3 separate regions of the Homo sapiens genome follow, and all the other regions are linked to region 2. The links are chromatin contacts, found by Hi-C in ENCODE. All regions are on one chromosome and are shown on one strand. The core of a region is the stretch at or near the end of the contact, and the rest is flanking DNA. Distances in the headings are between cores, read along the strand shown.

What was found. A loop is a pair of places that touch in the nucleus more often than their neighbours do. Pooled maps may share reads with other maps.
Region 1: a loop to region 2 is called in a map with no recorded cell type, with 6 times the contacts of the local background. The contact joins two enhancer-like sites. A Hi-C loop is called at or near these places in 2 of 37 single-sample maps with no recorded cell type and 3 of 50 pooled maps.
Region 3: a map with no recorded cell type shows a loop between it and region 2 (6-fold over the local background). The contact joins two enhancer-like sites. A Hi-C loop is called at or near these places in 2 of 37 single-sample maps with no recorded cell type and 2 of 50 pooled maps.

The regions. Positions count from the first base shown.
Region 1 is chr5:56,668,187-56,672,915 of GRCh38, reverse strand. No RefSeq gene overlaps it. Among named protein-coding and RNA genes, the nearest start is that of C5orf67, 64 kb to the right of the region's middle. RefSeq lists an enhancer at 2,421-2,470 and a silencer at 2,420-2,714. Within about 2 kb of position 2,760, at least 15 of the 41 ENCODE cell types and tissues checked have a DNase peak (open chromatin) inside an H3K27ac peak, as active enhancers do.
Region 2 is chr5:57,031,588-57,035,733 of GRCh38, reverse strand. LOC124900981 (a long non-coding RNA gene) reads right to left here. Exons shown (of 2, transcript XR_007058778.1): 2 at 1-1,074. Among named protein-coding and RNA genes, the nearest start is that of MIER3, 82 kb to the right of the region's middle. Within about 2 kb of position 2,458, at least 2 of the 41 ENCODE cell types and tissues checked have a DNase peak (open chromatin) inside an H3K27ac peak, as active enhancers do.
Region 3 is chr5:57,492,636-57,497,157 of GRCh38, reverse strand. It overlaps RMEL3 (enriched in melanoma 3), which reads right to left. Exons shown (of 4, transcript NR_186596.1): 2 at 2,933-3,083; 3 at 241-378. Among named protein-coding and RNA genes, the nearest start is that of ACTBL2, 12 kb to the right of the region's middle. RefSeq lists enhancers at 2,207-2,266, 1,665-2,864. Within about 2 kb of position 2,342, at least 11 of the 41 ENCODE cell types and tissues checked have a DNase peak (open chromatin) inside an H3K27ac peak, as active enhancers do.

The sequences.
Region 1 (4,729 bases), core at 1,511-4,010, 360 kb after region 2:
ACTCTGAACTCTCCTAGTTGATTTCCTTGAGGCTGACCAGCTTGGAGTGGTTATAAAACACAGACAGGTATTTAAAATTGCCTGGATGTAGCCAGATGCAGTGGCTCATGCCTGTAATCCCAGCTCTTTGGGAGGCTGAGGCAGGCAGATCACTTGAGGTAAGGAGTTCTAGACCAGCCTGGCCAACATGGTGAAACCCTGTCTTTACTAAAAATACAAAAATTAGCTGGGCGTAGTGGTGCATGCCTGTAATCCCAGCTACTCAGGAGGCTGAGGCAGGAGAATCACTGGAACCCAGGAGGCAGAGGTTGCAGTAAGCTGAGGTTGTGCACTCCAGCCTGAGCGACAGAGGGAGACTCAGTGCCTGAATTTCTGTAAGGGATACTAATCTGGTTGGAAAGGAGATGTGGGTCTCTAAGCTGAATTAAGGTGGTTATTTGTATAAGAACATGAGAAAAACATCAACTGCTCATTTCAAAGAACGAAAGAGTGATAAAGGCTGCCGATAGGATTTGGACAGGGAAGGAAGGTACCGAAGCTGTCTTCCTCAGAAGCATAAACACATGGGAGTTAGTCCTACTAAGTAACAGTGTGGACTCGAAGTAGTCCCTGAAATTTCTTTGAACCTCAGTTTCCTCACCAGTGAACTGAGGGGCTTAGATATATTATTTATAAGGTCAATTCCAACCCTATTTTCTGGTGGTGAGATCAGGTCTCAGATTTATATTCTCAGACATAACTTTCATTAAATTGGAAATTTGAGATCCAGTTTCTTTTTCTGCAAAATGAAAAGTTTGACTAAAATGAACTCTAAGGTTTTTATTATTATTTTTTAACAGGTCTAATATTCTTTGTTTTCATTGTGTTTTTGGATTTTTTTTCTCTGCCCAATTGGCTCTGGTAAAATTTAACCTCTTCATTATGATTATTGGTTGCTTCTTTTGTTCGTTTCTTTGAAGTTGTGGTCACACACACACACACACACACACAAAATGTGAAGATATGTCACATACATTTGTAGATGCAGTGTGTGCTATCTTGCTGTTGGTGACCACTAACTTTGCCTTGAGACAGGGTGTGGAGCAGAGATACATCCTTGAGGTTTGTTTTATTCTCTAAACTTGACAGTGAGAGGACAGGAAATGGTCCATTGAGAAACTGGTGACCAAAAAATGCTGAAATTCTTCTTTAACCTCAGTTCCAGTCAATTCACATTGGAAACCGCAGTGCTTTTAAATTGCGCATTCCTAATTCTCTGATTTCTCACCCCTGTGGCTTGTTTTAGGGTCTCTAGGTGTATATTCAGTCAGCTGAACCACTCGAAGGGCCTGGTCACACCTGTGTCTTACCTTTGTGCCTCCATTTCTACAAGTACAAAGACATGGAGGAAACAGAAATTTTGCTACCTCCTTTCAGTGTTAAGTTTGAGATATCCTGATAAAAACCTTCAAAAAAGGGACTGAATGTTATTATTATTTTTTAAAGTAAAGACAAGAGGTTTATGTCCTACAGTTCTGGAGTCTGGGAAGTCCAAGGTTGAGGGTCCTGCATCTCTGAATGTGAATTTTTAACAAATGTGTTGGGGCTGGAGGGTTGGGGTGAGTTGGAATGGGGACAGAGCTCTTGAAAGATGCTTATTAAATCTGCAGTCCTTTCTAACAGACTTTTACAGGTAGGAACGCTTTCTTTGAGAAAGATGCACAGAGCTTGTCCTCTTCCCTTGAAAGCCATGGGCAATGAATGATAAAGTAGTTAGTCATCACAGAGCACTGGTGACTTAACTGCTCAAATCAATAAATATTCCCATTTCCATTGACTCATTTAATGGGAAAAGAAGGTCACATGTCAAGAAAGAGGGAGGGGATGGAAGAAAGGAGAGAATGAGTGAGACAGGAATTTTGAAATGTATTAGAACGTGTTTTTTTCTAACATTTTAGTATGAAGATTCCCAAATTACAGGAAAGTTGAAGGAATTAAACAGGGTATACCCATTTACTCACAACTTGGATCCTGCAATTAATATTTTGCTATAATTGCTTTATTACCTCTATTGATCCTCTCAAGAGTAGCAGTCTGTGAGTTTTGATGAAGGCTTACTTGTGTGACCCAGTCCTAACCGGATATAAAATATAACCTTCATCTCAGAAAATTCTTTCTTGCCCCTTCCCAGGTAATCCCTGCTCCTACCTCACAGCCAGAGGCAACCACTATTCTAATTTTTAAAACTGTAGATTAGTTTTGCCTATTTTTGAATTCCATGTTAATAATACCATACAGTATGAGCTCTTTTGTATGTGAAGCTTCTTTCATTTACCATAATATTTTTGAGATACAGTCAGGTTGCTGTGTGTAGCCATTTATTTTTTAAACCACAATAATCTCTATTCATTTTTAGAGAGTCTCAGGTTAAGAGTTTCTTCTAAAAGCAACAGGAAAAATAAGCTGTTGTTTTTTTTTTTTTTTTAAGATAGGGGAGAGAGAGTTGAAAGGAACCTGAGTGAAAGGTACTTTGGCCTCTTAATTTTCATGATAAAGAAGTTGAGGCCCCGTCATTGCTCTGGGGCACGCAGACTGAGCTGAAACTGGAACCCAGGTCTCCTGATTCACGGCTTGAAAGGGTTAGGAAGGCAGCTGAGTAGGGTGGTTGTTTGAGCTGAAGCCATGTGAGAATAGAGAGTTTCGACAGAGCTTTGCTTTAGAGGATGTGAAACTACAGTAACCTCATGTGACAAAAAATCCTCCGAGGCCTTGGTATGGAGCCAGAGGAGGAAGTTTGACATGGCCTCTGGTTACCAGCTCCACCTCTGAACCCACTGGCCCAGGATGACTTATGGTGAGCTCTCTGATTTGCAATAAAACTAGACATGGGACAGAGAAAGCTTTTCTGCACCATGCACAAGGCAGGACAATGCTAAAGGAGGGGGGGGAAAAAAAAACAAGAAAGACACCTTCAGCCACATGGCCTTCCCATAGCAGGGGACCCAGAGCTGAAAATAAAACACCCAGGGAGGAAGGGATGCTGTGGTTACAGACAGAGCCTTTGTCTCCCAAGTGCATGTTCCAATTCAGCCCAGGATGACAATGACCTGGAGGTTCCTGCCTGCCAGCTGTTGGCTGGCCTTTGTGAAAGTCCCCGAGCTCCAGGCCAATGCTTAGCGGGCAGGTATCCATATCGTGAAGCCAATTGGCACTGCTGGTACCTTTGTTGATGATGTGAGCACAGCCACTGGGAACCAAGGCTGCTGGTGCACTCTTGCTACCAGCTGGCAGGTGCAAACCCATGGGCAGGTGCCCTGGGGAGAGACGGTTCATGCTGCCATGGTAACCGATAAAAAAAAGGAGGTTTCTTCAAGGTCAGTTTGCCCTTTTTTCTGCTAGAGGATATTGTGAGGAAGAAATGAATTTGTGGCAGCCCTGACTTGTGTGTAAATGTGTCCTTCATCTGTTTTGAATTGACACTTCTAATTGGATCTAATATTAGTGTCACCCACTGGGCAAATCTGGGTATTGGTGGGTCTCCTGGGCTATGTCATTGTGGACAAAGATCAAGTCACCAGAGAAGTCCCAGAAGAGACGTTCCAGTGTAAACCAAGCAGGATTGAACAAAGAATTCCAAAAGTGATTTTGAAAAGGCTGACAGTCAGGTTGGACAGGTTCTTCGGGCTATTCCAGGATGTGAAATTAATGCGGACTGTCTGAGGCGTGTCACCCTAGATGTCCTTTAGCCAAACTGTCCTAGGTGCAAGGAAGAAGGGACCCTTGTCAGCTTGCTTGGTGCCTCACGAGTTTGTCACAATGCATTCATTGTAAAGAAGCAAGCTTTCCTTATCATCATTGTCCTTCTCTCTGTAAACCTTCTGCTCATGCCTTTACCTTGGGCAAATACATTTTCTGGCTTTGATTTAAAAGTTCAGCTTCTTGATATTAATATTTCTGCGCTTCATTCTGATAAAAGTTGTTCTGACTCAGGTCATTGGCTTGGGTGTCAGTAATTTTCCCATTTAGCCTCTCTTGTGTGTTTTTCATATTCTGAGATTTCTGTTGGCAGAAATAACAGCATTGTATTAATTAATTAATTAGTAGCATTGTGTTATTGCAGGGGCTTCATGAACCCCTGGGAGAATTTTACTCTGTTCTGCTTACTGGGATGCTACCAAAATTATTTAGTACCCTGACAATCAGAAATATCATTTTTTTGGATAAACTCTAAGCAACTTGCCTGCAAGTATAACCATGGAGGTTGGCCTCAGCTTCCCAATGTACAAAATGAAAAGATTAGATTAAATGATGTCTTCAGGTACTTGCCAGCTGGTTTTCTAAGATGTTTGATTTTAACATAAAAAGAAAACCTGTGAATATATTCAACAAATAACAAATGGAATTTACAAAGCTCTGCACTGGATCCTTGTATGCAGTAAATATTTATAATTCATCTACCAAGTCTGGGTGCTGGGGCTATGGAAGCGGATACAGCATCATTTTCTATTCTGAAGGATCTCATAGCCTAATGAGGGAGGGGTCACAAGAAAAAAATTCTTCTCAAAATTGGCAGGAGTTTGAAGACAAAATTCTGCTTGGGAAAAGAACTTACCTTTTGGTTTGGAAGAGCTTCTAAACTGACATGTTTAATGTAGAAAGATAAGTCTTTTTCCCTGAGCCCCCTCAACTGGCAGGGCCATAACTAAGGTGATATTGAGTGAGGCACTTGCCTGGGATACAAAAAAAAAAA
Region 2 (4,146 bases), core at 1,209-3,708:
TAAAAATACTCATAACCCTACATCCAAACAGTACCATTGTTAACATTTTTATAATTCTTTCTAGACCTTTCTCTGTATATTTTAATGTTTTAGGATATATTATGTATATACTTCATGATTTTTTTTATCATGCTTTTAAACTTAAGAGTATATTGTGATAATTTTGCAATGCCATTAAAAACTCTTAGGCTGGGTGCAGTGGCTTATGCCTGTAATCCCAGCACTGTGGGAGGCCGAGGCGGGCAGACCACCTGAGGTAGGAGTTCAAGACCAGCCTGGCCAACATGGGGAAACCCCCATCTCTACTAAAACTACAAAAATTAGCTGGGTGTGGTGGCATGCACCTGTAGTCCTGGCTACTCAGGAGACTGAGACAGGAGAATCACTTGAACTTGGGAGGTGAATGTTGCAGTGAGCTAAGATTGTGCCACTGTACTCCAGCCCGGGCAAAAGGGCCAGACTCTGGCTCAAACAAACAAACAAACAATCCCCCCACCCCCCAAAAAAAACCTCTTAATAAAATTTTAAGATAGAAATAACTTGATTTTGGCAATAAAAGTAATACATGCTTATTATAAAAATTTTGCTAGCACAGAAACATTTAAATAATAAAATAAAAATCACCTGTAATTTCATATCTCAAATATGCACTGCTAACATTTTAGAATATAGTATCTTTGTGTCAGATTATATGCAAAAATGGCCACAATTATTTCCTCTCCTGAATTCACACCTCTTTGCCGTGTGACCTGGCAGTTCCTTATATCAAGAGATACAAGATATGAAGAGTCTATTTGCTCTCCTCTTGAATCGGAGCTAGCTTTGTGACTTACTTTGGCCAACAGAATGTGGCAGAAGTAGCACACCAGGTATCAGCTCAGGATTCACTCTTGCTCTCAGAACCTTGGGGGACACTCTATGAACAAAGCCAGCCTTGTTTTCTGGGGAATGAGAGGCCAGGTAGAGCAGAGACTGGTGGGACCAGTTTTCAGGCAACCGGCTGCAGGCCACAGATGCATGAATGAGCCTAAGACTAGAAGAACGGCCCAGCTGAACACAGCCCAAATTGCTGCCCTGCAAAATGATGAATGAAAGAAATGGTTGTTATTTTTTAAGCCATTGAGTTTTAGGGTGGTCTGTTATGCAGCAAAAGTGAACAATGCAGTCTTTCCAGACTTCCTTCCTTTCTTCCTTTCTTCCTTTCTTTCTTCCTTCCTTGCTTTCTTGTTTTGCTTTGCTTTCTTTTCCTTCTTTTTCAGACAGGGTCTTGCTTTGTTGCCTAGGCTGGAGTGCAGTGTGCAATCATGGTTCACTGTACCCTGAACCTTCTGGGCTTAGGCAATTCTCCCACCTTAGCCTCCTGAGTAGCTAGCACTACAGTGCGTGCCACCACACCCAGCTAATTTTTTATTTTTCGTACAGACAAAGTTTTCTTATGTTGCCCAAACTGGTCTTGAACTCCTGAGCTGAAGAGATCCTCCCACCTCAGCTTCTCAAAGTGCTGAGATTACAGGCATGAGCCATCGCACCCAGCCTGGACTTCTTTTTCTATGCTTCATACACACATAGACTTTAAAAAAAAAAAACAACACTATCTTACTCTATGTATTATTTTGTTTCCTGCATTATATCTCTTTAATAACATAGCATGTGCTAAATAAATATCTTTCTGTGCTAAATAAATTAGTTTAATAGTTGCTTCATATTATTTTCATATTAATATTATGATCTTTTAATACCATAATTTATTTAACTACTTCTCTATTGGTGGACACTCAGGTTCTTTTCTGTTTGATTTTTCTACTGTAAAAGCCCTGATTAACATTCCATATATTATATCATTGCAAATTTGTACTGCTATTTCCTCTTATTAAATTTTTAGAAATGACTTGTTGGGTAAAAGGCCACATATGTATTTAAGTACATTAATACATGTTCTTTTTTGTTGCCCAGGCTGGTCTTGAACTTCTAGGCTCAAGCAATCCTCCCAGCTGAGTCTCCCAAGTATCTAGGACTACAAGCACGTGTCACCATGCCCAGCAACATGTTCTAAACTGCCTTGAGAAAGGTGACATCACATTGCCAATTCTGTTCCTCATTATCTCTATTATGAATTTTAACTCTGCTATCCGAGTTCATCTCCCTTTTCCTTTCATTCCATTGCCTTTCCACCTCAACCTGTTCTATGGTTTTCTGATTCTGCTTCAGAGAGGTGAGTTACTTTGCAGTCTTCTAAGGATGTAAATTTTTCTCAATTTTTCTTTTCTGTTTCCTGTAGGAATAAATGAAGCCCAGATATCTAATTTTCTTATTCATTATTTATTCTCTCTCTGGAGAAGCCACCTCTATCTAGGGACTTCACTTGGGTGTGCTTTTTGCCCACAGTGCTGCTCCCTGTTCACTTGGGCACAGGTCAGGTCCATGAGTCAGATCCATGGCAAATGGCCAGCAGGTACACACCCCACTCTGGATCCAACTCAAGTATCAAGTAGATTGTCATCAGCTGTCTCTGTTGGAATGTGGTGGGATCTTCTTTCCTCTTTTTATTTTTTTTTTAAGATCTCAGCTCACTGCAACCTCTGCCTCCTGGGTTCAAGTGATTCTCCTGCCTCAGCCTCCTGAGTAGCTGAGACTACAGGTGCACGCCACCACACCTGGCTAATTTTTGTATTTTTAGTAGAGACAGGTTTGGCCAGGCTGGTCTTGAACTCTGGACCTCAAATGACCCACCCACCTCAGCCTCCCAAAGTGCTGGGATTACAGGCGTGAGCCACCGCACCTGGTCTGGGCTCTTCTTCCATACCCACTCTGAACAGATACCATTTACAAAAAATTACAGTGTCCAGCATGCACCTCTCAAGGGCTCTTTCTTTCTCTGCCCCCATCTATAAGGACTCTACTTGAGAAGCAGCCACATCACAATTTAGTTGAGTTTTTTGTATCTAACGGCTCTCTAATTACTAGTTAGGTTGTCATGTAATGACATTGCATTAATTAAAGACTTAAATGGCACACCTCTATCTATTGGAGAGGCTAGGGTTCAAAATGTCCACTGTGATTTGACATTCCATTTGTATTTCTGCTCTAGCAATTTTCAGAGTTCTAAGCAGTTGGCCAACATTATCTCCAGTCCTCAAAACAACCTCAGAAGACAAATAGGAGGCAGGTGTTCTTGTCCCTGAACTTCATGGGGAAGCAGAGGCACAGGGGGACAATGTGACTCATCTGCCCAGTCTGTGGACATTTGTCAGCTGCCTTGCTTCCCCTCCTTTGCTCCATGCTTCCTATCTTGTGGCACCATGCTGCCAGACTGCCCATCCCTGAGGCTGGTTGGACTGCAGTAGAAGGTCAATTAGGATGAGTCATTCAAACATTTGAACTGCCTGGTTGCTGCTTAGAGAGTGCCCTTAACACAGGTTGCCCTGCTGAGCATTTGAGGTGTGGTGCTGAATAAAACTGCATGCCACCGATCTTGCCCTAAAAGCCCTGCATCATGCATTTACCACTCAGACTCCATAAGTCTTAATCCACTTCTTCCTCAATAACAGCTTAGTCAGTATGAAGTGACTCTAATAATAGCAGCAGCAGATTGAGCATACACAATGCCTGCCATCCTGAAGGTGTTTTAGGAAGCTCTGCTGAGGTGCTTCTCTGTCTGTCTGGTCATATCTTTAACCATGCATCTGAAACCAGATGCTCATGGTAAGGGAGATGAAAATATTTGGCAACTGGGAAGTCACGGGGCTGTACCTAAGGGGTTCAGAGAGATTATGACTAGGTCCAGCTGAGCACATTAGACTTGTCACTTGCCATGAATGTGCATCATTAGGAGAATGGAAACAGTATTTACTAAACATGTTTTAAGAGTCTTTTGGTTTCCAGGAAATGTAAAACTATGATGGATACAGCAGGTGCAGAGGCAAGCCAACTGTGAAAAGGTTAATAGGTCAGCTAGCCTAATGGCTGATATTAGGAATCAGAAGGTAGATATCTGTTGGACTTACAGAAATGGAAGCTAGTAGAAAAGGAGAAAGAGAGAGAGTGAGAGAGAACGGAGATAATATCATTGCTCCTGTTTCAGAAGAGGAGGCATTTAATTTATTGATTAGAGAGATCCTGGGGCTGGTGGGTTCCCAGGAGGTCAGA
Region 3 (4,522 bases), core at 1,093-3,592, 460 kb before region 2:
ATAAAAGTCTATTTTCTTCATCCAATATTAATGAATATTCATTCCCAGACTTCTAGGAATAAATATTTTTTTCAACGCATTCAAGCAATCAGGTATTCTATAAGCCTTCATCCTTCCCTTTGAAACATTTTTCTGGAGCCTCTGTGCCCCACTTCTGGGATTTGCTGCTCTCCAAGCTAGTTTCACAGCTATGGCATCTGCATCTCCCTCCCCGTCGCCCTGGAGATTTCTTTGGCATACCTTCTGGGTTGAGGTTTTTATTTTCAGGGTCTCATGTTTTCTTCTTTCTTGATATTTCCTCTGGTTTTCTTGGAGCACATGGGCTGATATTAACTAAGAAGAGGTTGATGGGAGATAAATCGTTGAGTCTTCATGTGTCTGAAAAGGCATTTATTATTCCCTCATATTAATTGTGAGATTGGCTGGGTATAAAACTCTAGTCTGGATATCATTTTCCCTCTGAATTTCCCATTTTGCTATTGACAAGACTAATGATACTTGGGTTCTCATTTTTATGGTTGTGATTATTGGGAGTTTTTTTCCAGTTAAAGCTTTTAGGACCTTCTCTCTCTGCCAGCGTTCTAAACTCTCGCAATGATGTAAGGTGTGATGTGTGTCCTTTCACCTATTTGTGAGTTAACCAGTTCGAGCTATAGGTTTGCCTCTCAGTTCTGGGCAATTTTCTTAATTCATTTATTTTGTAATATCCTTCCCTCTGCTTTTTTTTTTCCTTTCTGTAACTTCTAGTAGTTGGATATTGTACCTGTTGGATTCATCCTCGAATTTTTTTTTAAAAAAATCCTTTTTGTGTGTGTCTGTCATTTTGGTATACTTTCTGGGATATTTCCTCAACTTTATCTTCCAACAATTCTATTAAAATTTTCATTTGTGCAATATTCTTTTTAAGCTCTAAGAGCTCTTTTTGTTCTCTGAATATTTCTTTTTTATAACATTCTCTTCTTATTTTATGTATGCAATATCATCTTTTATACTCAGAGGATATTATTTATAGTTTTGCCTTTGTTAGCTTTTTCTTTGTTTCTATTCCTTACATTGTCCCTACCTCCTTTCTGTTCCTTTTGTTCCCATTGTTTCTGTTGATTGTGTCTTTCAAATTAGAAGCTTTTGTCAAATAGCTGATGTCCCTGGCTGTCCCTTAACCTTTAAAAGCAAGGCAATAAAAAGCTGACTGGAAGCTCTGTGCCTTAAGGAGACAGGCTGCTCTGTAGGATGATTTGGCTGGGCTTTTGATTGAGGGATCCCTAAAGTTGATATCTGTATGCCTTTCCAATTAGGCTCATCCACCCTCTTGCCTAAGGGATAAAAGCCTGGCTGCCAGCATGTTCTTGAAGGCAGGTTGGGAAAGGAGGCTGAGGACCTCTCTATGCACTATGTAGACTTTTACATAATTCCTCTGTGGAGTCTATTTTACAACAGATGTGGTTTTATAATACAAATTAGCTCCTACGCAGTTGGTAAATAGAAAAATTATGTCAGTATAATGCAGAATTAATTTATATGCAATACTTCCTCTGCTCAAGAAAACAGGATGTGGAGCAGAAGTATAACCTTCGGTAGGAAAGGAAAAAGTTTTTAATGGTTGCTGCTCTGGCAATAGAAACCGTTTGCCTGTGGTTTGAAAATTAAAAACAAGTACTTAAACCTGGGCTTCACCCTCGAAGCGGCTACACCCCACACCTGTGGGACTCTTGACTCCTGGCAGGTGGTATTGTCTCTGTGGCACCTTCAGGGCAGCCACACTGACTGAGAAGGCCACTTCTACTGCATTGTCGGAGTTCCTACCAGCTCTGCTCTTGTGTATGTGTTACTAACATTCTCTCTCAATTATTCCTCTGACTTCACAACAATTGTAACAGGCCCCAGCCACACGCAGCCTGCCTCAATAGTACAAGTTAATTTCCTGAGTATCAATTATTGTCTTTACTAGTGCTTTGCATAAGTTGTGAATTTTCTACCTCAATCTTTTTTTGCACATGGCCTTACTTTTTGTGTGCAAGTTTGAAAACTGAATTTTTCAGGAATCTCATCCTTATTGTGCCTTAAGCTTGTTTCCAAAACTGGCCACAACTCTTTCTTTCCCTGTAGCCACGTTCCTTTGCAATGTGACTTTGCAGCCCTGTCCATCAAGAGGTAGACCCTATCCCTCCCCAGCTCTTGAATCTGAGCTACACTTGTGACTTGCTTTGCCCAACTGAATGCATAGAAGAGACACTGTGTCAGTTCCAAGCCTAGGCCTCAAAAGTCTTTGCATGCCTCGACTAGCCCTCTTGGAACCCTGCCCAGCCACAATGTAAGAGCCTGGGCTTTGCCTACAGGAGGAGAGCAGACCACATTCACCAGAAGTGAGTCAGCCCGGCTTTCCCAGCTAAAGCTTCAGAGATAAGGGGCAGGGTTGGGGAGGAGTTCTCTGATGAATTTGCTTTTTTATCCGTATCTTCAGCCTATTTCCCTGTTTCTGACCCTAATTTGTCCCCACTTTTGGAAGTTCCTAGGTTTCCATTACTGAGTCTTTCTGGGACTCTAGTAAGACCACTTTTGCTTCTGGGCCTCCCCCACTCCCATGGAGGCTCTGTTTCCTCAGGGCTGAGTTACCACTGGTTCACCTCTCTCTTGCTTTAAAAATGTTATTGCTGTTATTGTTATTGTCCTGCTCTCTTTATCATTGTTTTTAATGTCTTTTTATTTCCTTACTGCAAAGTTTAGTGGTGTTTGGAGAGAACATGTAGATAAACCCAAGTGTTTAATCTGCCAAACTTAACAAGAAGTCTCCTCACTTCATTTTACAGATGAGGAAACAGAAGTCTATGAAGCTAAGTGGCTTGCCCAAAGCCACCTGAGTAATTAGTAAAAAATCTGAAACCACCTAGAATTCTGGAACCACTCCAATGTTCTTTTCTCTATTCCATGCTACCTTTGCAATTATGTCAGGAAGCCCATCTGATGGAACGAAATCCTCCCCTCATTGAATGTCTGTAGATTTCTTCTGTGCACATAAGATTCTGCAGTGCCATCGTCTGTTCCAGCCTTGACAAATACAGTGAGAAGCCAATTCAATCAGCATTCTAAAATATACAATAAAAGCATATTACTTTTCCCTGCTGATGTTTAAACCATCATCCACATAGAATTGCAAATTTTTGTATGCTCGCAGATTATGTGTAAACTCTCAGGCACAAATTAGAAACTATTCCATCAGTGTTTAAAATTCTAACTACATAAACAAATGCCTGTGCTCTAAACTGAAACAAATTGCAAGGTATACAACGTAGCCTTGTTGGACAGGGCAATGACTTTCAAGCCAGTAAGAAATGGCCAGAACAGGTGCTTCAGAATATGCTAATAACCTTTCCTGACATCCAATGGCCCACAGATATCTAGTTACAGGTATCTAGTTTCTGCCTATAAGCATCACTGATTATGCAGAAGAGCCTGCTTCAGATGTCAGGGTCACTTATGCGAAGCCTTCATATCATCTCCCAGCCCATTCCGGGGATGTGCTCAGCATCTCCACACAACTCCAGTGGGCATCAAGTCAGTGTGGAGCATCATAGGAGCACACAGAACATCCCATACCTCCAAACCCCAGGAGTAAAAAAGCACTACATCTAGATAGGTAAGAGACATCTCCTGTCTTGTCTCTTCACATCTAGACACTGCCTAAATCAATGAATCCCAAAAAACAATTTAGCTTCCATAGAGAATGTTGCCACACCTGACACAATAGAATGAGCCTCTGCCTGGTTTACAGAACTCAAACCACTCAAGTCAAACACTAGATATTTGCTTCAGTGTCTTTCACCAATTGTCTACCTCACTTTAGCCATCCCAAGCTTCCTTTTCTTGTGCTAACAATAGATTCCTACCCAATACATGGGGTTGGCTCAGTACCCATTAGGATACCTGCCAGGAATGTTGTGCTACCATTCTTGACCCTGCTTCACAGTGAATAGGCTCCACTGACCAGAGCTGAGCAAGCATCCTGGAGAGTCACAGAAAATGCAACGAGTGTTGCTAATATTTTGTCCAATTTTTGCTCTTACCATGCAAACTGCTAAACACTTTAGAGGCATCATCTCATGTCAATTCCAAGACAACTTTATGAGGTAAATACAATTATTATCTTCCATTTACGGAGGAAGAAACAGACTTGGGAAGCTCTGAAACACCCCACTTTACAAACCTAGGAAGTGTGGGAACAAATCTAGCTTTGCCAGATTCTAGAGTTGTATTCTTAATCACTATGTTTCCATAGTTACTGCAGGACCAGCACAAGGCAGAGAATTTTAGTTTTTATGTGGCAGCAAATTTGGAGCCCAGGAGATTTTAATATTCATGACTTAAGAGTTTTATGACCGTGGTCTCTAGAAAGGTTTGGGGTTGGAAGAGTTATTCACCAAAGTACTCCGGAAATTAGCTAACTATGAAGGGACTAGTGCCTGAACTAAAGCAAAGCAAATAGGGGCAGAAAGCAGCAAAGGTTATAAGAAATATCCCAAAGAAT